2 separate regions of the Mus musculus genome follow, and region 2 is linked to region 1. The links are chromatin loops, found by intact Hi-C in ENCODE. Cell type or tissue: heart. All regions are shown on one strand. Links, peaks and the distances in the headings refer to the core of each region. The heading gives the core; the rest is flanking DNA.

Region 1 (11,229 bases), core at 1,853-9,852:
ATTCTGGAGAACGGGTCCTCTCTGTCCTTTAGCTCCTCCAAGCCAGTGGGCTGTGCTTCCCACGGTGGAAGAGGATCCTATAAAGCCTTATTACAGCAAAATGAGGTGGGTGGCAGTATTGTAGGGACCCTTAGTATGGCATCATTGTGCATCTCAGTGCCATTCACCTTCTTTAGCTGTACTGCTGCATTGCCTGTCTTGCTTGTGTTTCCTTTTCGCAGGACCTCACAGGAGATGGAGATGAAGATAGGGATGGTGAGGTGGGGGGCAGCAGTGGCTCTGGCACTCCAGTGATGCCCCAACTCTTCTGTGAGACCAGGATACCCTCTAAAACCCCAGCAGTAAGTCCCCTCTTGCTGAGCCCAGGCTCCTCCCACCGCTCACAGACCAGCATAGAAAATGAGGCTAAGGTAATTCAGCAGGTCTTTCTTCCACACCCGTGTTTAAATCTATAATTAAACCTTTAAAAACTTGTTTTACTCTTATTCACACATCTCTGCGTATAGACCACAGGAGTGCCTATGCTCTTTGGGGCCAGAAAGGGCGTGGCGCTGCTGGAGACGGAGTTACAGGCAGGTGTAAGCAACCCCAGGAGGGTGCTTAGGATGAACTCAAGTCCACTGGAGGAGCAGTAAGGAAAGGCTTTCAACTGCTGAGCCATCACTCCAACCCCTAAATCTTTTGGTTAATTAGCTCCAGCTTGTTTCATTAAAAGCAGCAATCAAATACAGCCAGGGGATGAGGTGTGCCTCCCTGTTTTGAGTGTTAGGTGAGCCCCTAAGCCTGTGGTTTCACTCTTGGCTTGACCCTGTAGGAACTATGTTGAGGAGGCAAGAATTCCCACGGCCCAGTTTCTGGCTCACCTTGGAGCTGATCTGAAAGCCACTGATGGACATCACCCTTGTCTCTTGTGTCTTCTCCCGCTGTCTTGAGGCAACCCCAGCAGATCAAGCACTTTCTTGGGTTCCCAGATTGCACAGGATCCACTTAACCAGGGACCCTGCCCTCCCTGAGCTCAGCTTCATAGCCTCTAGAGGGCATAACCTGTCATGCCTAGGAACCTTATTCTGTTTCTGCTTTGGGGTCAATGACTGCCAGCTCTTTGTTCTTACAAAACAAAAGGGTCCTGGTTTGTCTCTTCACTCTTGCTGGCGTGGGACCTAACTGAGGGAGGCTGTTCATACGCACCCCCATCTATTTTGCTTTGCTGGGACTCAAACCTTTTCTTCTGTCTGCAGCCCCTCAGTTGGCAAGCAAACACTTCAGCAAGCACGCCCTGGCTGTCCCCTGCCAGCCCTTACCCCATCATTGACCTCACAGATGAAGATGTGATACCCCAGAGCATCAGTACCCCATCGGTTGACTGGAGCCAGGACAGCCATCAGGAGGGCATGGATACCACACAGGTGGATGCAGAGAGCAGAGATGGAGGCAACATTGAGTATCAGGTACCACTGAGATGGGATTTCTGTCTTAAGCTCCTGAATGTAGAGAACAGATAACAGCTGTATAGTGATCAGCCTCTATGATTGATGTCATTTTTTTCATACATTACAATTCTAAGTATTTTCCAAATTCAACATTGTCCTTCTTTTCCCTGCACTGCTCCTGGACACCGATATGAACAGTGTTCTCTCCCTCTCCCTCCCCCACCCACCTCCCACCCCTCTTGGTGTGCACATGTGTGGTGTGTGCATGTGCCACTGGAAGCCAGAGGTTGACATCAGATGTATTCCTCATTCATTTCCCACCTGTTATTATTGTGTATGTTGTGTGCATGTGAGGATGCAGGTGTACACATGTCATAGTGTGTACAGAAGGCAGAGGACAGTCTCAAGTGTCAGTCCTTGGCTCCCACTGTGCTTTGAGACAGGCTCTCCTGTTTTCCACTTTGTGAGACAGACATTAGCACTCAGGCGTCGAAGAATTCTCCTGTGTCTGCCTTCCACTTGTCTTTGGCATGCTAGGTTACACACATGTATTATTGCATGTAGCTTTAAATGGGCTCTGGACCCTGGTACTTGTCTTTGGATGATAAACACTTTATCCACTTAGCCCTCTACCTTATTTTATTTTTATTTCATGAAGAATTTGATTTAATTTTATGTATGTGGATGTTTTGCTTGCATGTGTATGTGTACACCATGTATGTGCCATATGCCCTCAGAAACCAAAAGAGGGTGCTAGATCCCCTAGAGCTGGAGTTGCAGGCAGTTATGTGGGTACTGGGAATCGAACCTGGGTCTTCTGGAAGAACAGCCCGTGCTCTGAACTAATAAACAATCTCTCCAGAACCCTTCACCTTATTTTTGAGACAACATCTCTCACTGGCTCAGAGCTCACCCACTGGGCTCCATTGGTTGGCCAGGAGGCTCCAGGGATCCTTCAGTCTGAGCCTTCCCAGTGTTGGGATTGCAGGCACATGCAACACAAACAGCTTTAGGAGTGGGTGCTTGGAATCTGTGTGGCCATTGCCTCAGCCCCATTCATGATCACCATGCTCTGAATATTGCCTCCCTCCCTTCCTCCCTCCTTCCCTCCTCCCTCCCTCCTTTCTTTCTCTTTCTTTCTTTCTTTCTTTCTTTCTTTCTTTCTTTCTTTCTTTCTTTCTTTCTTTCTTTCTTTCTTTCCTTCCTTCCTCCCTCCCTCCCTCCCTCCCTCCCTCCCTCCCTCCCTCCCTCCCTCCCTCCCTCCTTCCTTCCTTCCTTCCTTCCTTCCTTCCTTCCTTCCTTCCTTCCTTTCATGCTAGATAGAACTCACTCTGTAAAACAGGCTGGCCTTGAACTCACAGAGATCCTCCTGCCTCTGCCTCTCAAGTGCTGGGATTAAAGGTGTGTGCCACCTCACCCTTCCAATGTTGTTTTCTTATTCATACATATTCTGTTCATATGCAGACATGTATCCTGCCTTTTGCCATTTAAGCACTAGGGTGGGCTCACTTTCAAGCATCCATTGCACAACCAGGGATCAGCAGCATCAGTGAATTACCCGATTGACCTTGCATGTGTGCATTGTGGCATGGTGCCTTCCTACTCACGGGTAGCTCCCGTGGAAGTCTTTTCTCTGTGTGCCACTTCAGACTCCCTAGAACTGTAGCTTTGTGCTTTAGTTTTGTTTTAAGACAGGGTCTCACTATATAACCCTTCCTTCCTGATCTCGAATTCACTATGTAAACTAGCCTACCCTTGAATTCACCGAGGTCCATCAGTCTCTGCCTCCTGAGTGCTGGGATTCAAAGATTGCCCAACATGTCCAGTTTGTTGTTTGCAATTAATGAAGCACTGTGGGAGTTAATTAGCAAAAGATTTAGTGCAGATCTAAGCAGACACTTGTGGAATGGAGACTTAAGACAAGGACCTTTCCCACTCAAGAATGGGCACAGACTTCTTGAAAGCCCCTCTAGTTGTGCTTTAACAATTTTAATATAATGTTATTAATTATTTGAGAATTTCATGTATATGCAATCTCTCTCTCTCTCTCTCTCTCTCTCTTGTTTTTTTTTTTTTTTTTTTTTTTTTTTTTTTTTTTTTTTGTTTTGAGACAGGGTTTCTCTGTGTAGCCCTGGCTGTCCTGGAATTCACTTTGTAGACCAGGCTGACCTTGAACTCAGAAATTAGCCTGCCTCTGCCTCCCAAGTGCTGGGATTAAAGGCATGCACCACCACGCCCGGCTATATGCAAGGTCTCTTAATCATATTCACCCTCTACTCCTCCCTTTATTCCAGATCGTTCCACCCTCACCTGCTATCAATTTTGTTTTTTAAAAAATAATTTACTTAATCCAACTTGTGCTGCCCATATACTCCTGGGTGTGGGGCCATCCACAGAGTGGTGGCTGACCTACCAGTGACCTTTCTTTCTTTTTCTTTTTTTCTTTCTTTCTTTCTTTTTTTTTTTAAAGATTTATCTATTTTATGTATGTGAATACACTGTAGCTATCTTCAGACACACCTGAAGAGGGCGTCAGATCCTGTTACAGATAGTTGTGAGCCACTATGTGGTTGCTGGGAATTGAATTCAGGACCTCTGTGTGACCTTTCTTTAAAAATATTTATTTATTTATTTTACCTATGTGAGTACACCATCACTGTCTTCAGATACACCAGAAAAGGGTATTGGATCCTGTCTTAGTCAGGATTTTACTGCTGTGAACAGACACCATGACCAAGGCAACTCTTATAAGGACAACATTTAATTGGGGCTGGCTTACAGGTTCAGAGATTCACTCCATTATCATCAAGGTGGGAGCATGGCAGTATCCAGGCAGTCATGGCGCAGGCAGAGCTGAGAGTTCTACATCTTCATCCAAAGGCTGCTAGTGGAAGACTGACTTCCAGGCACCTAGGGTGAGAGTATTAAGCCCACCCACACCCACAGTGACACACCTACTCCAACCAGGTCACACCTATTCTCCTGGGCTGGTTCCACTCCCTGTTAGCAGCTTTCCTCAGCATGTATTCCATGGCTCTGGCATCTTTAACTCTAGAGCCAGAGCCACATGGCTGAAGCTGCTGAGTTCTGCTGCTTGCAGGAACTAGAACATGACTCCCTTGTCCAACAAGGCCACACCTCCTCCCTCCCTCCTCCCTCCCTTCTTCCTCCCTCCCTCCCCCCTCCTTTCTTTCTTTCTTCCTTCCTTCCTTCCTTCCTTCCTTCCTTCCTTCCTTTCTTTCTTTCTTTCTTTCTTTCTTTCTTTCTTTCTTTCTTTCTTTCTTTCTCTCTCTCCCTCCCTCCCTCCCTCCCTCCCTCCCTCCCTCTTTCTTTCTTTCTTTCTTTCTTTCTTTCTTTCTTTCTTTCTTTCTTTCTTTCTTCCTTCCTGAGTTACCTCCCCTGAATAGAATCTTGGTGGCCTGTAGGCTGTAGGATCAGAGACAAGTCTACTCTTGAAAAGGCTACAGGTCAGACAGTTCTGAATTTAGAGTCTCACTGGTTTAAATCCATCTTTTTGTTAATTGCTTCTTTGGAGTCGGAGTCACCATTATGGACCCTGATAGCTTAGGAACAACCAGGCATACACCTGTGTGTTTAGAAAGAAGCCTGGGAGGGACAAGAGACATATGCCCTGTCTCCTAGAGTCATTTAGTCTTGCTTGTGGGTGGGGTGGTGCAGGAGGCCATTGTTGGCTGTGTCTGGAGTGAGGTAAACTATCAGTGAGCCACTCCGTCAGACCCTATTTTGATTCTTATGCCTATTGATAAAATGGTCTGAGATGTGCAAAGATTTTGAACTGAAGGATGCAGATAGAATGGTCTCTAAGGGATGCTAGTCACTGTTGGACCAACTCATAACTTAAGAGACAGGGACACAGGCAATGGGGCAGGGTGGAAGCACACAGGGAAGCAAATTATTAGGAACATTGCTGGGGGCTGGAGGGATTGCTCAGCCTTCAGTTAAGAGCACTTGATGCTCTTCTGCAGGTTTAGTGTCCAGAACCCACACTGGACAGCTCACAACCTCCTGCAACTCTAGTTCCAGGCTATCTGATACCCTCTTCTGACCTTTGAAATCACACACTCACACAGACAAACACACACACACACACACACACACACACACACACACACTTATAAATCATCGAAAAACAAAACAGTGCTAGGGGTCAGCCTAAAATCGAGGCTCTGATTTTCTTGCCTTGAGGCCATTTCCATACATTCAGTTTTTCTAAGAGCAAGAAAAATAGGTTACCAGATCTGTCCGAGGAGAACCCTCCTGCAGTTGTGCTATGTGACCAGCAGAGGGGGGAAAAGAAACAGTGTCTGTTTCTGGGCCTATGGGGGCCACTGAAACATCACACATGCGGAATGACTTGTGGGTCATGGGAGAGGAAATATCCTTGCTTTGATCCAGTGAGACATAACATGTCCGTTTCTAGACAGGATCAGATGGCAATAAGACAGAGTAGGAGGAGGGAGGACTATAGGAGGAGATTCCAATGTGCTATCTGTGGTCCTGGCCAAAGACCAAGACCTGTCTGGAGCCTCCCCAGTACTCAATGCTCATGTTGGCCAGAGCACTTCCTTGTCTCCCTGGCAGCCACATGATAGAGTTAAGGCTCTGAGCATAAGATAGAGAGGGCTGTGTGAAAGCAAGCATTGAAGCCTGGAATGTCCCATCTAGCCTACGATTGTGAGAAGCAGCCCGAAGCACCTTCTTTATTGTCCCCTTCACGAGGAATCTCACCCCAGAACTCATTTCTTCCTTCTCAGGGGACTTTGAGCAGGCAACCTGGCAGTCACGATCAGGACTCATGATACTGATGTTCATACAGATATGCACACGTATACCATGTGAACACACATAGAATCTTATTGAACCCATTCTGAGTTCCATTCTTTCTCACATTTGAAGTGCAATGTATACTTATTTTGGGCTCCAGGATATGTGTTATGCAGGTCACCCCCTGAATGCCCCCTCCCCCTGCTTTTGGTATTAGCATCTGCAAGCCAGCCCAGGAATAGACTCTGGGTGAATATGTATGCCAGTATGTACGCTTAGCCACTCAGGTGTGGGTAGATATTGGTGATATCTTTCTCATCTAGGTCTCGGCTGACAAACTGTTGCTCAGCCAGTCCTGTATCCTGGCCGCCTTCTATAAACTGGTTCCTTACAGGGAGTCTATATACCGTACTCTGGAGGTTACACAGGTGTAGGAATGACCTTAAGGGCTGGGAAGAATGGAGAGCTGCTAAATGTTAGCTTATGCCATTGTGTGGCCAAGATGGCTTGCTGAGTTAAGGATACCATGGAGGTGGTGAATGCCTCTGTGAGGGCCTGCTTGGGAAAGGAATTTGAGATGTGCCAAGGTCACTAGTGAGTTTCTGGTACTACCAGCTAGACTGGGAATGATGACTGCTGTCTTGTGAGGTGACCCAGTGAGCGGTGCTTTCAGTTTCAAACGAGTGCATATTATTCAGTGTGCAGCAAGCAAGGGTACAGACAGCAAGCAGCAGAGAGTCACAGCAGGTAGACAGATAAACATCAACGTATCAGATCCTCACAATACCCAGCAGAAGCGACTGGAGAAGCTCAAGTCGGTGAGCAAGCAGAAGAAATGTCATAAATCACCAAAAACAAATGACTTGGGAAGGCCCTTCCTCCTCCTCCTCCTCTTCCTCTTCTTCTTCCTCCTCCTCCTTTTCCTTCTTCTTCTTGATATATTTATTTATTTTATGTATGTGAGTACACTGTTGCTTTCTTCAGATACACCAGAAGAGGGCATCTGATCCAATTATGGATGGTTGTGAGTCACCATGTGGTTGCTGGGAATTGAACTCAGGACTTCTGGAAGAGCAGTCTGTGCTTTTAACCACTGAGCCATCTCTCCAGCCTGAAGCTGGACTTCTTGATGAAAAGTTTTATGCAAAATCTCATCTGTATGGATGGGCTTCTGTCCTTCCATCCCGACTGCAGTCATCTCTACCTTATGGGATAAACAAGGGTACCCTCTGTTGAAAATGGTTTTACTTCTGGCTGTTCTCAAGGGTGCTATGTGTTTAATACCCTCAGCTGTTTGCTCCCTGGCACAGTGTTAAGAGAGCAGTCTGCCCAGGACAGGGAGGCTTGGAAGACTCTTGAGAGAAGTGTACTCGAGTCTGAGACAATGGGAGGCCTTTCATTTCCAAAGCCAGCTTTCAGTGAGACTAAGCAGCATGTGACAAGGGACCAGTGCCACATGCGTCCCTGGGGCAGCAGCAATACTGCAGAGTACGCTATCCAGAGGTGGTGAGCTCTCTTTCTTTAAGCAGGATCCTTCAAGGCCTAGAGGAGGAGCTGAGGTCAGTGGTCTCCTCCCTTTGTCTGTGAATAGTTTATCTCCTCTGAGCCATTAGGCTCCCCACCAATCCCCTCCAACCCCTATCAGCCTGTTTGTTCCACTTGGCCAAGTGCCTAATTAGACATGCAAATTGTAATGGCCCTTAAAATGAAGAATGCTTGCCTCCATTCACATCTTCTTAGAGAAGGGCAGTGAGAAGTCTGTTGTCTGAGAAGAGCTACAGGAGGGTAAGGTAAAACTGCTGGAGGCTCCTATTTTTAACTAACAAGGCTGAGTTGAAACCTTCCTTTGGGGGAGAGCTGACCACTGTGATTCTACAGGGAAGAGGTCATATCTCTGGTGCCTGCCCCTGTGGTCCATTGTTTCCTTAACCAGTCCCCCTAAAAGCAGACTCCTGTCACATAACACAGCCCAGGACAGCTGTCTAGCTCTGAAAGACACCACTGTTTAGGGAATGCAGGCCCCAGCAGGGGGAATCCCTGGGTTTGCCCTGGCACATACCTCAATCGCCTGCTCCCATTCATTCACGGACAGAGTTTGCCTTTATTTGTGTCTTGGCAGAAAGCCAGGGTGAGAGCTGGCAAGGCCTGCCCCAGCAGTCCTGGAGAGTCACTGGAGGACCAGCTGAAGCCCATGCTGGAGTGGGCCCACGGTGGCTTCAAGCCCACTGGGATCGAGGGCCTCAAACCCAACAAGAAGCAACCAGGTGGGAAGGAACCCGGGGGACATGGTATTCCCGTACCACCTCTGACTGTTCTGCTTTCTTTGCTCTACCTTCCCATTTCTTGACATCTATAGTGCTCATTGGAGAAGAATCAAATCTCCTTGGTTGATCTGAATCATTCACAAACCCCCCCCCCCCCCATGTATGACCCTCAGGCAAACCTTGGGTGCACATCCAGTCTCCTACAATCTTTGGACACCTATTTTTCTTCTTATCTCTTTTTGTTTGTTTTTGTTTTTGTTTTTCTTCGAGACAGGTTTCTCTGTGTAACCCTATCGTAGAACTCACTCTGTAGACCAGGCTGGCCTTGAACTCAGAAATCCACCTGCCTCTGCCTCCCAAGTGCTGGGATTAAAGGAGTGTGCCACCATTGCCCAGCCCTTCTTATCTCTTAATATTAATGTGTATATATAAGCACTGGAAGATGTCACTTTATCATCAAACATACCTTGTGCTTTTGTTTTTTGAGAGAACAGTCTCACTATGTATGCCTGTTTGGCCATGTGCTGGATTTCTTAGCATATGTCACCGCATCAGGCTTCCTCATGGCTTTTGATGGGTATCTAATTTTCTTTCCCAGTGTGTGAGTCAGATTCAACCATGTCCACTATGATTCAACCGATCCAATAAAAATATAAATAAACATTATTGCATGAGAGCCACAGAATGTGTTTGAATTAGTTTCTAGTAGTTTCATTGTAGAGAATCAGGTGAAATTAATGTTAATCATAAATTTTGACCTAATATTTTTAAAACTTAGCATTTTCACTTTTAGCCTACATATATTTAGTTAGTTCACTTCTCTGTTAGTACTATTCAAAAAATTATGCCATTAGGTAAAAGCTAAACAGAAATTGATTAAGGAATACTTATTAATTAACTTCATAAATTGGCTAAATAGATTCCAGGGTTCAAGCCAGTCCAAATTAACCAAGTCAGTAGCATCACTTGACAATTTAAACCTGACTTTCTGTGTGAGTGAGATCCTGTTCCTGCTGGCATTTCAAATACTTAGTAGTTCCATGCTCCTGTTGGCCATTGGCAGACATCACTGTATGTCACAGTAATGAGCTGGTTCTCAGGACTGATTTCCTTACAGATTCAGATGTGTAAACCTATAAACATGAGAGGATGGCCTGCTTCCTGGGTGAGAGGAGCTTTGAATTGGCTTCTGCTCTGGGCTCCCATCTGGGATTCTCTATGCCCATCATGGTCCCCTGCTGTAGATGCAGCTGGATCCCAGGCAACACATGGCCTTGTCCTGCTTTGTCTCTTAGACCCTTCAGACAAATCCCGTCTGCTTCCCTTTCAGAGAACAAAAGTCGAAGACGCACAACCAATGACCCTGCTGCTTCTGAGTCCTCCCCACCCAAGCGCCTCAAGACAAATAGCTATGGCGGGAAGGACCGAGGGGAGGATGAGGAGAGCCGAGGTGATGTGGGGGAGATGCTGGAAGGTCTGGGGATGCATGGTGCAGAACTGGGAGCAGCAGGCCCTCAGGACCACTGCACTGTGGGGTACAGGGGAGCAAGGCTGAGGGCCAGGAGAGACTTCCCCACCTCATCTCACACCTGTCCCCCTTTCCTCAACAGAACAGATGGCTTCTGATGTCACCAACAACAAGGGCAATCTGGAAGGTACTGTTGTCTCCCATCCCTCCTTTTGGGGCTGCCCCGGGCCTGCCTTACCCTGGCTTTGTCCTTCTGCATGGGTTTAATCCAGAGGCCTGGGCATTGATCTCGGTCAGGACCATTTCTGCTCCTTCATATTTGTTGCTATATGTCTATTTATTTATTTATTGAATAAAGTGGTATGTATGGTTTGCTTCCATTTTTAACTGAGTCTGATGAGGTTGCTTACCTGGGTGACTGGAGTTCGGGAAGAATGGAAGCTGTGGTACTTTAGTCAGTACCTGGGAACTCAGATCAATGGTACCTTGAACTTTTTCCATGTAATAAGCACATCTAGCTTTTAGGTTAAATGGAGCCATTGGGTCCTCCTCGAGCTAATTCTGATCTCCTTTCCCCTACTGGGTACTGCACTAGAATTCAGAAATCTGACATGAACAGACCTAGTGGAGTTTGAATATACGGTGGGCTCTTCATTTACATTCTTGGCCCAACGTGTCTTAATCTTCAAATATTTATCAAATAGTTACTCCTTATTGGGTCAGAAAACAAACCTGGACCCAGGGTACTATGGGCACCCTGTGCAAGCTGCAGTTTAGAGCAGTACTGACAATTTAGAGACTTTCAACCCACAGTCATCTATGTACCCCAAGAGTGATCCACCATTTGTTCCTTGTAGTGGGGCAGTATTGGTCATGTAATGGTTTTGTCCTCTTGAATGGTGGTCAGTTTAGAGCCAAGGCTCTAAACTAGTTTTTTATTGAGATTACTGGGATTGTAATCACATGCTATGTTTACCAGTTGTGGTTGCAGGCAGCCTTGGTATCTATCACCAAGCCAATCAGACTCACTACTAGGGCCCCAGTGTCTGGAATTGAACACTTGTGAAAGACCCAGAACACTATTTGGCCTTCTATCTTTCTGCTTGGCCAGCCCTTTGCCTCCCTTGTGTTGCTTCTTGTTCATTTGAGCTGGTCTTTCCCAGACAATGAAGTGAAGATGGCACTTATAGCATTATTGGTTCTAAGCACCCACCCTGAACACGCCCAGTCTCTTCTGAGAGGCTGGTAAAAGCAATCAACACAGGACATGGCACAAAATTCT
Region 2 (11,229 bases), core at 2,037-10,036, 84 kb after region 1:
TGCGCTTCCACCTTCCCATGACTGTCATCCCCCTGTAAGAGCCTCTTCCCTGGAGCTGGGGTGTGATGGAAAAGTGCTGGCAACTAAGCCTGCAGGGTGCCCCCTCCTCACCCTGCTGGCCCAACCAAGGTCCTGGATGGCCTCTTGTCCCTTCAGCTTGCCCTTCACAATCTGTAGGTGGTCATGATGACAAAGGTAGGTGGCTTCATGGATGAGGGAGCCAAGGCTCAGAGAGTCAGCCTGATGGCTTGCCCAGGCTGATGGGCAGAAAGAGGCGGGGCTGTTTATGCTTTTCTCCACCTCTTTCTGCACACTGTCCCGTCTCTCTTGCTTCTCTCTTTGGCCAGTGCTGAGCGAATCTGGCAGTTTCATCCCCAGACGCACAGGTGGCTCACACATGTGCAGCTGGGATTCTCCTGCGAGGAAGCTACTGGTGGACTCCCTGGCCTGGCGGCAAGGGCCTTGTAAAGCCTTGTTGATCCTTAGGAGAGGTGGTGGTGGGAATTTTAATGGCCCTGTCTATCTTGGCTCTGCCTGAGCTGCTACTCATTCCACTTATGGCCCCTTTACCCATGGTGTCCCCTGGAGCTGGGGCCTTGGAGGGCTTCCATAGCTGATGACCCACAAGAGAAGACTGGACATTTAATGTTATCTAATATGAGTTTTACAGTTTTTCGAACCTTCCCAGGGAACTGAAAGTACTAGAAACTGTAAACCCCAAGTGTTTGTGTGCTAGGCTTGAGGAAGAGCGGAAAGTTATGGGAAAATGGCTTACTTACTCTCTGAGAAGACATGTAGCCCAGGCTGGCCTCCAACTCCACAGGTAGGTTGAACTTTTGATCCTCCTACCTCTGGTTTTTTGAGTGCTTGGATTATAGGTGTGTATCATGTGTACTAGCCAAGCACTCCTCCAACTGAGCTAAATCCCCAGTGCCTTGGGGCAATCAGGGCAACGGAGGGAGAGGTTTGGCACAGAAACTGGAGTTGACTTAGCCAGCCCATCCATCCCTGTTCCCCTCTGCATCCTTGGCCTTTCAGAAGTAAGGTTGTTGCTGAGAGTCATGGTGTACACCTGTGATCCCAGCATCCTAGTGATAGAGGCAGGAGGACCCAAAGTTCAGGGTCCCCGCCACTACAGGATGAGTTGGAGACCAGCCTGGTATACACGGCACCATGTTTCAGAAAAGAAAAAGAAAGATTGCCCTTACCTGGGATCTTACAGCCCAAACCAACTGCTTCTCAAATGCCCTCAGCTGGAAATACTCAACAGTCCAAAGCACCACGCTTTGGAATGGCGTGTCTCAGCTTTCATCAACCTCTTCCTTTCTATGCCATGGCCCTGTCTCCCCTGTGGGCATTCCTCCCTCTAACACCCTAAGGACAAGGACTGGTTTGTTGGCTTGCAGTGGTTTAACCTTCCTAACGGCAGCCCTTTAATACATGGTTCTTCATGTTGGGGTGACTCCAACCATAAAATTATTTTTGTTGCTACTTCAGAAGTGTAATTTTGTTACTGTTCTCCGTCATAATGTAAATATCTGATATGTGACTCCTAAGTGGGTCAAGAACCACAGGTTGAGAACCACTGGCTTAGAGCTTGCCCCACTGCAGGCAGGGCTCTTGAGCCGGGATGCCTGGTGGACTCTTTCTCCTTTTCTGGAACCACCCTGGGTTGGAACACTAGCAGCCTGGGGTGTGTGGCTGGGGTGTCGACTCCTGTGTAGTGCAGTTTGGTGAGCCATATTTGTGGTCTGTCAAAGAAGGCTGTAGGTGGCTGTCCTCGGGAAGCCACACCCAGGGCAGGCTACAGAAGAGCTAGATCTAGAGGTTGTCTTCGCCTTGGGCAGGTAGGCTGGAGCTTTAGTGGAGAAGGAGGTTTAGTGGAGATCAGAGAAGGGTAGCTTGTAAAAAAACCATGGTTGGGAGTTAATTGAGGAATAGCCAATTAAATATGAATAATGAGAGTTTTCATAACTGTAATTTTGACATGAATAAATACTTGGCTTGATGTACCTTCTCCTTCACTGGTCTTTCTGTTTCTTCAGATCTCAAGAATGTTTAAAATCTGCAACAACAACAACAACTAAAAAAATCTCAGGACGTTTCTTCCTTATTTTCTCTGATTCATTTCTATAACTTACAAACCCAGAAGCCTCTCGGACCTGATAGAGAAAGTAGCCAGAATAGCAAAGCAATTTTTTATTAATTTTATGAGAGGGTATCTCTTAAAATCCAGCTCTCCATTACTGGATCTGCGCTGAGCACACCCCAGCACACCACCCCCTTTGATCCCTTCACTGTCCAATAAGGAAGAGGTGTAGTCACCACACGGATGGGGAGACAGACTTCCCTAAAATGCCGTTCCCAGGCCCGTGGAAGGTTCACGGCTTACTTCTCTAATCCTCAGCCTTTGGTCCCGAAAGAAGGGTCAGAGTCGAAGTGATGGGGAAAGAGAACTAGCTGAGAATGTCGGTCTCCTTCAGTACAGAAAAAGAAGCCGACGGCAGGGGACTGGGCTCTGCCTTCCCTCAGTGGACCTGCAGGGAGCAATGAGCTGGAGTTGAGTTTCATAGTGACTCAGGTTCCCCCTAAGCCTCAGGTCAGCTTAGGAAATTTTCAAGCCTTGGAAAATGCCTTGGGGGTGGGCTGAAAGCACTGGGTTTTAGTTCTAGCTCTGTTGGGCCTGGGTGAGATGCAATTCCCTGTAAGTGAGATGATAATATGCCCTGCCCGGCCCTGATCTAAGATGGGCAGATGAAAATAGAGGAGTGGGAGCCTTAATTGGGAGCCAGCTTGCTTTGCCAACACTGGGGGCAGGAAAGCAACCTCTGGCAGGTAGCACTGGGACTTGCTGTGAAGGCTGTAAGGAAACAGTCTGCAAGGCCAGGCCTGCCCTGGAACTGTTCACTGCGCTCAGCATCCTGGCCATGAAGAGCTGGGTGTGTAAGGCCTAACATCTGGTGGTCTCTTGGGTTACTCCTGCCTTGATCCTACTCCTCTTCACCCCAGAGCAGGAGAGCGATGGCTAGAAAGTGTCATGTCTCAGGTGACTGTCACAGCTGTACCCTGGTGGCCATCTGTGGGCTGTTTCTCCTGTGACAGAAACTTTGGGAACCTATCTGCTCACTTCTCAGGATCTGCTTTGGATTCCGTCTCGTCCCATATCATGGTTGGTTGGTTTGTTTTTGATGGAACCCAGGGCTTCACATAGCAAGGCAAACTACCACCGAGTCACACCTTAGTCTCCATTTGGGATATATTTTCTTGTGGCCAGTCGAAGTCCATCTGGAGAAGGGACAGAGTTCCATGTCCCCTGGAGCCACCTACAGTTTCTTGGTGTGTGTGTGCACATGTGTGTGTGCATGTACACGTGCACATGTGTAGCTGCCCCCACTGGCCTCTGACCTACCTCTTCCGTGGCTCTCAGTTCATGCACATACTTCCTTTTTGAATCGTATCTGCGTGTTTCTCACCATCTGCAGGCACCATGGGAGCGAGGTTGTAAAAGTGGCATGTTTAACCAAACGGTTCAAAAAGATGGGGCGTTTCCTGACTGTCACCAAAGATGGGATCCTGCAGTTCTGGTCTGAGACCTTCTCAATGTTGGAATCCTTCCACGTGAGTAGGACACTCATGGGGATGGTGGAGTGCCTCTATTGTGGCACCCTGAGTGGATTTGTCCTGAGCAGCCAGACCCTGGAGTCACAGGGCTTGGGTCAAAATTGTGACTTAACCCCGGGGGTCGGGGAGCTCACACTTGTCATCTGCTAAGCAGAGTCCAGCCTGGATGCCCACTAGGCACCCCCAAAACTGTTCATTCAAGGAGTGTGTCCCTGGGGTCCCCATATCCGTGAGCGTTATCCCAGCCTCACTCATACTTACTGTCCCTAAGTCCTGCTGATTGAAACCTTTGTCTGGATCAGGCAGGGAGTCATGCTCATGGTATTTGGGCTCTGGGGTCCAATTCTCAGCATTTGAATCCCAGCTGTACCACCTACCAGCTGTGGGATGCTGGCTAAGATGTCTCTAATTCCTCATCTGCCCAGGGAGTCTTGGAGTAGTAGCCCTTCTCGGGGCAGTGGGGACACTTGATGGTATAGGACATGGGTCATGCTTGAGCAGTCAAGGCCTTCAGTTAGTACAGAGGAATATGGGGAATACAGGCCAACACACTGTGGACTTTCTGCTGTCAGCTCATGACCTAGTGTAATAAGGGATGACCCATTCAGGCAAATCTGCTATGCACTTGATGCTGCCAGGCTAGTGGAGTATCCTGCAGCAAATAAGGAAAGGCCTGCCTTCCAGGGCCCCAGCAAGGCTTATGCAGGGCACTGTTAGTACTGTGAAGGGTTTCATGCCTGAGTAGCTATACAGTGCTTTACACTTGGCAGCAGGGCTGGTCCTTGTGGGAGGAGAGACCTGGATGATCTCTCTCCCTCTCCCTCTCCCTCTCCCTCTCCCTCTCCCTCTCCCTCTCCCTCTCCCTCTCCCTCTCCCTCTCCCTCTCCCTCTCCCTCTCCCTCTCCCTCTCCCTCTCCCTCTCCCTCTCCCTCTCCCTCTCCCTCTCCCTCTCCCTCTCCCTCTCCCTCTCCCTCTCCCTCTCCCTCTCCCTCTCCCTCTCCCTCTCCCTCTCCCTCTCCCTCTCCCTCTCCCTCTCCCTCTCCCTGCATGTGTATGGATGGAAGCAGGTGTTGCTAGCCCAGACTCTTGGCAGTGGCTGCTATATGGTTTACCTCTGTGCCCCTAAGGAGGCTGAAGAGACCGAGGAAGCCTTCCTGGGAAGCTTTGAGAGTCCTGGAGATTCTTCCTGGAGGAGCTGGTTTGGGGTTAGAGATTGGCAAGGGTAGGGCTCCCAGGTCCATTGGTGAATACCCACTGGGGAATGCTCACTGTCAGGCAAATGGAAGACTTTGGAGGTGGGCCTGGCCTTAAGACACTGGGGTCATGAAAGTTAGGCCCATTTTACAGATGAGGGAACAGCTTGGAGGAGTATGGCCAAGACCGTGTTTTTAGTGCTGAGATAAGGTTTCATGTCAGGACTGTGCTTGCTCCAGGGTCTTATGGGGCAGGAAAGATCCCTGTCCCCTGTACACTCTGCTAGCAACCTTCCATGGCCTGAGCCTCCTCTGTTCTTCTACCAGCTTTCCCAGTCCAAGCAGTACGGCCACCAGCAGATGTGGGTTATCGACGTGGCATATCTGCACAACATGAGCCTCATTGCAGTTGCCTCCACTGAGCTGAAGATAGGTGAGTGAGTCCCCCATGCTCTCCAGGCCTGCCCTTGGCTTCTAGCGAGCGGTGCAGATCTGTTGGCTGAGCAACCGTGAGCACGCATGGGAGTCCTCTGGGACTTGTTGGCTAGAGAGGCCTTAAAAAGGAGGCACTGGGTGCCAGTCGCTTGTGGTGGTGACCGCTTTTGTAGGCAGGTATGCTCAGTGAGTGCTGAATGTCTACAAGTTTTGAAGAGTTCAAATTTTAAGCCACAGTGCATGCAAGTCTCTCTAGATTGATTCTACGCCTTGCTTCCTGCTGCCTCTAGTCCAGGTCACCTTCAGCTGTCACTGGAATAACACCGAAGCCTCCTGTTGCTTAGCACACTTCCTCTGAAGGTCCCTCTAGCTACAAATGGACTTTTGAAATGTCTCCCTGCAGACAACCTTTACGCCCCTCCCCCCACAAAGCACAGGACGGGGGAGAATCCTCAGTGTGGCCCAGGAGGGCGAGGAAGGTCTGGCCCCTGCTGTCTGTTGTTTTACCTGGACCGGACCCTTCCTCCTGTCAAGCTGAGGTTGCTGTGACCTTGCCTTGCCTCCTCTGATGGGCGCTGGGTCAGTGTGTATGCTCTGCCTTACCTCCCCGCCTTCTGCTTTTCTTTTGAACCAACACAAGTGTTACTTCCTCCAGAGAGCTTTCCTTGACTGCCAAGTCAGGTGCCTCTTAAATAAAAAAATCTGCACAAACTAAGGCCCTCTCCCTGCCACGCCCCTTCAGAGTGTGGTCTTTGTCAGGATGAGTGCTTGATGCCTGCCTTCTCCTCTATACTGGAGCTTGGCCAGTGGGGACTGCATCTGCCTCACTCACATCCATACCTGCGTGCCTGGTGCCACCTAGAGGCTTAGCGGTAGTGGGTAAGTGGGTAGGCGGATACAGGGTCTAATTGATCACATGTTCCAGGTCATCGTGGAGAGGACATTCATGTGTCTACCCACAGCCTATGGTGCAGAGCTAAACAGAAGGATGGAGGGTGGCTGAAACAGCCAGTGCCCAGGTTTCAACCCTGGTCCTGCCACTCAGTAGGGCTGTGACTTAGAGCAGCTATTTACCTTCGAGGGCCTTAGTCTAGCCAGAGGGAAAACAGGGCCCAATGCTCTGTATCTCTAGGGTGAGTGTGGGTCAGTGATTGGATGTGTGAAGTTGTTTGGCACCCAGTAGGTTCTTTAATTGAGAGGACAGACTGTGACACATCCAGACACATCCAGTCATAGGCAAAGGCTCAAACAGTTAGAGCTTGCTGCTACCCATGATTCCTGGTGGTCTCTCCCATTACTCTCACCCATGAGGGCCTGGCTCCATCACTTCATGACATCAAATTCTGTGAACCGAACAGATGTGGTCTGCTCAGGGCATTTGGTCAAGGCCAGAGGCAAGTATGGAAGGATACCATCATGGGTCTTGACTTATGTAGCTCAGTCCAGCCAGCCCTGCTCTGTGTTCCACATCCCTTCTTGGGTGGTTAGGTCCCTTAGGAAGCAGACACTTGAGGGCCTGTCATTCAAACATGGGAGGCTGCTCCTCAGCCTCACTAGACTGACTGACCTGAGGACAGGGCTGCCAGGAGGAGCAAGACTTCCAAGGTAGGGGGCTTTTACCAGGAGCATCTGTGTGTCAGGGCCCCATGGAAGGTTTTGGAAAGGATGTGTAAGACTCTTACGAGCCTTAGCTAACAGAACCCCCATCACCACCCCCTCACCACCCCGAGTGAACAACACAGGCCAGGGATCGATGCAAAAGCAAGAATTTATTGTTCCAGTGTGCTGGGGTCATCCTGCACCCAAAGGAGAGGTGGTGACCTTGGGCAGCCCATTTGGCCAGTTTTTATACAGTTGTCAGGGGTAGAATAGAGCAACAGCCACTAGGCACAATGTTATTGGCAGAAAAGTGTGACTTTTAAACTGATTGATCCTTAGGGAATGAGGTGGCAAGGACTTCCCTTGTCTGTAGGTGGCTAATGGTTGGTCTGCCCTGCGGTTTTCCTGAGGAATGTAATCCAGGAAGGGAGGGGAGCCTACGTGCTCCATTGACCTCCTCTCCCTTCCAGGAAGGGAGGGGTCTTTATGCTCTGGGTTTTGCTGGAATTTTCCAAATGCCCTGAGCTGACCTCTTCAGATGAAAATAATGTTTTCAGAAGATCAAAGTCTGGCAGGCTGGTACCAGACAGTGAGAGATGGTGTGAGCCTGCACAAAGCCACTCTATAATCTGTTCTTCCTATACACCTGAATGTCATGAACTTACTTGGTCTCTGATCTGCTTGAGGGAAGGGGGTTCCTATCTCTAGCCCTGATAAGGTGTGTTGAGTGACATGGAGGAAATGTATTTGTTTCTATCTTCTCTAAACACCTAAAAGGACACACATGCACACATGCACACGCACACGCACATGGTTGAACTAGTGGAGGCCTTAGGGACCAGAAGTTTCCTGCTATCCACATAAGCAGGGCTCGGCCCTTGTTCCTTTATTTGTGTATCACAGCCACGATCACTCAGCAGAGGAGAGTCCTGGGTGCTGTGTTAGGTGCTGAGGATTCCACAGTTGCTACACAAACATGCTCCCTGCCCTCACATAGCTGTCAGGCCGGGCCAGGTAGCTCCCGTATTCAAATAAATGAGAAATTAACTTGAGGTGGTGAGGGAGATTGATAGGCAGCCAGCCAGGTGGGAGAATGTCAGCAGGCCTAGCTGAAGAGGGAGAGAGGCCGTTCTAAGAAGGGGTCATGGAGGTGGTCTGAAAGGGTTCTGGGGGGTATTCAAGGTGGGCAGAGCAGGACCCAGAAGTGGAAGACATTGATGCGTATACAGTGGTAAGAGTCTGGCATGCTGAGAGCCTGGTGACAGGGCCTTCAGACCAAGCGTGGGCTGTGGAGGGTCTGAGCCTGTAGGACTTGACAGGCTGAGAGTTGCACTGGAGTTTTGTTCTGGATGCAGTAGGGATCAGAGGGTAGTTTGCAGTGGGATCTGGCTTGGTTAGCAGCTGTGCTTGGGTCGGCTGCCTTTATTGCTGTGGGGTAGGGGGCTGGGCTGGGGTATGCTACAGAGCCGGAGAGATGGCAGGGAGTCCTGGGTACCTCCAGGTACCTCCCGAGCCGAGCCTGGAACACTACTCTTGGCTCTGTATGTCCCTCTCTTCTCTCTTTCCCAGAATTCTTTGATATTGGTGGCTACAAATGTATCCGGGCCTTCACCGTTATTGATCTGGATAGCTGTGTCATGGTCATGGACTATTGGTGAGTCTCACAGGAGATGGGTACAGGATCTTGGCAGCCACCACATCACTGGGAAGGGGGCTGGGGCCTCAGGGAGGCACTAGGAGAGCTGGTTCTGAGCTCATCACCATACGGTTCCTATATTGTCCCTCCCTGATTCTCTCCCTGGGTCTTGCAGTCACTCTACTCTTGAATTGTGCTTTTTCACCCCCCTCCCCCGCCCCTTTCTTATCCTGTTATCGACCAAGTGTTAGCAGAGGCTCACTCTGCTGCATTGAGGTCTCTGGGAAGTAAAAATGGTTGAAACAGAACCTGAATTTTGGTTCAGTGATGACAAGGGTATGGTTGGCACTGGGGTTGAGACCCAGACCAAAGCTGGAAGTCTTGTTAGAACTGTCCTTGTCCCTAAGATGACAGGGCCTTGGCACAAGAGCCAGGGCAGAAGAGTTAATAACCTAAATGCCTCAAGCAGCCTGAAAAACTCCATGCAGGAATATCTGATACACTGATATTGTCAGTCCTGTCAGTGGGCAGTTAGGAGCAGAATGGTAAGGGTCAATGTGTCATCAGGACCTCCCAGGAGAGCTCCTGGCAAGGATGCCAGCATGGTGAGGGCCTTCTTCATGAGCTCAGGCAAGCAGAGAATAGGTCTGCAGACAAGTCTTCCTACCCCAAAAGCTCCCTTTTCTTCCCTATGAAACCCCAAGGACTCAGTGCCCTGGCACAGTCTCCACTCCACTCTCTTGGGGAGGCGGCTGTTTCTTGTTCTGATGAAAGGACAGCCACCGTCTACAGAGATTAGTCTTCTCTCTCCTTTAACACGCATGCTTTATCCTTATGTCTCCCCAGGACCGACTGTCACAAAGCTGTGTTCTGCTATGGGGACACCAAGGGCAATGCCACCATCTTCATCTCTGACAACGTGGCTGGTGGGCTGTTCAATCCACAAATCCTTCCCCGGGCCTCCAAATGGGGTTAGTTAAAAGGCGTGGGCAGAGGACCAGGGAGTGGGTAGATGTGGGTACTAAGTTGGCCATGGTCTCTGGGCATTTCTGTCCTCCCTGTCCCTGCTTTGAATCTCTGGAAGGAGGTTCCTTGGAGTTCAGAGGGGGTCCTGCCTACTGGGCTTAGGGGAGAAGGGCAGAGGGTCTGAGCTGGGGGGCAGTCTTGTGAGGTGGGAGCTTTTGCAGTTGAGGTCTGAAGGCTGTGAAGCCTTCTCATCCTGTGAAAATGCAGTGCTAGTCTGGTGTAAGACCCCCAATGCTGGGCCTCCGCTCAAGTCCCGGGATGAGCTGGCCAGCACCCCAGTGTCCCGAGAGAATACCACACCTGATGCAAACTGCAAGAGGTTTTATTATTAGCTAGCTGAGGATGAAGTCCCTCCGCAGTGCAGGGCAGGGGAGTTCGACCCCGAGTGGTGACAGTAGGGGGCTTTTAACAGCTAGCTGAGGAGTTGGGAGGAGTTGGGAAGAGTTCTTCTCTTCCGGGCGTCCTTGGTGAAATTTACAAGGCAGGAGTGGGGAGTGAGTTCTTTCTGAATTTTTATCTCCGTGTCCTGGGCACAGGAAGGCAGGCATCTCTGGTTGTACAGTATAGAAACAAAAAGGCTTTTTGCTGGCTATAGAGAACAAAGAGCTTCTTTCTAGCTGTATTTTTAAAGATCAGGGAAAACAAGCTTGGGGAAATGTTTTAGGGGCTCTACCTTCCAGGGAGAAACGCTCTAAGTCGGGGTCTCACACTGGGACCCTGGGACATGCCTCCTGTCCTCTGAGCCCTAGCTGAGAGGGATTCTGCTCTACCTGGTTTTGAGCTATCTATGAATGGGTGAAAGTAGACTGGGAAGACCACAGGTGGGTGCGGTGGAGCCCGGGGACCACCTGGCTTGGCAGCATGGTGAATAAGCAGTTGTCTGCTGAGCTCTTGGTATGCCATCTCCACCCATGGGGACTGGTGACTTGTTACTGTCCATTAAGAGGTTTAGTGAGCTGAAGCTACTTGCACACACCCTGAGGCTGGGGAGTGGCAACTAAGATCTGCATCCAACCTGTGTGTTCAGTGTCTCCAGTTGTCATCACTTGCTGGGATGTTCCCTAAATTGTCTAAGGAAGTGGTTCAGAACTTTGCCAAAGGGTGCAAGGTCAACAGAGGTGATGGGCCGGGGGCTGCCTTGGAGACTCACAGGAACTGTATCACATCTGGGATGGGACCTAAGGTGTGGTGTTAGGACTCTAGTCATCCTAGGAGCCCCGGACCCAAACTGACCTTCCTTCCATCCAAAAAGGACCCAAACTGACCTCCCTTCCATCCAAAACACAAGAGTAGCCTTTGCTGGGACTGCTAGCTAAGAAGGTCTCCAAGGGTCCCCAGACCTTGGCAAGGACCTTGTTTAAGCTTGCTTCTTGGTTTTCAGTGTTAAGGAAGGGAAGATGCAAATACTAGTGGCCTGGTTTTTGTGTGTGTGTGTGTGTGTGTGTGTGTGTGTGTGTGTGCATGTGTTCACTGGGTATTGAATCTGGAGCCTTCAATATGTCAGACAAGCTTTGTAGCACTGAGCTACACTTCCAGCTAGCATTTTGTCCTTGTCCCGTCAGTCCCTGGTGGCTGCCATGTCCCCATCATGTTTGTGCCACCCTGGGAACTAGCTTACGGGTTGTGGTGATCTCTTTGATGAGTGGTGAAGACACAAGATTAGGCTAGAATGTTGGGTGAGACCCCTTCCCAGCCACCTACTAATTGACAGCTGGGAAC

What was found. Peaks named below come from ENCODE experiments on the same cell type or tissue, not always from the same donor. Only the 100,000 strongest peaks of a DNase experiment are listed, where the experiment ranks them.
Region 2: a loop joins it to region 1, with 7 times the contacts of the local background. A loop is called at or near these places in 13 of 42 quality-filtered maps.

Annotation. Positions count from the first base shown.
Region 1 is chr2:153,705,146-153,716,374 of GRCm38, forward strand. It overlaps the pseudogene Dnmt3b-ps1. Among named protein-coding and RNA genes, the nearest start is that of Mapre1, 31 kb to the right of the region's middle. In heart, for the core only: a CTCF peak has its summit at 5,734 (motif pointing right); no DNase peak of the experiment used is centred there; H3K27ac peaks cover 1,691 bases.
Region 2 is chr2:153,789,226-153,800,454 of GRCm38, forward strand. It overlaps Efcab8 (EF-hand calcium binding domain 8), which reads left to right. Exons shown (of 29, transcript NM_001370916.1): 7 at 1-34; 8 at 3,483-3,618; 9 at 5,142-5,247; 10 at 8,418-8,502; 11 at 9,331-9,455. Among named protein-coding and RNA genes, the nearest start is that of Efcab8, 16 kb to the left of the region's middle. In heart, for the core only: a CTCF peak has its summit at 6,111 (motif pointing left); no DNase peak of the experiment used is centred there.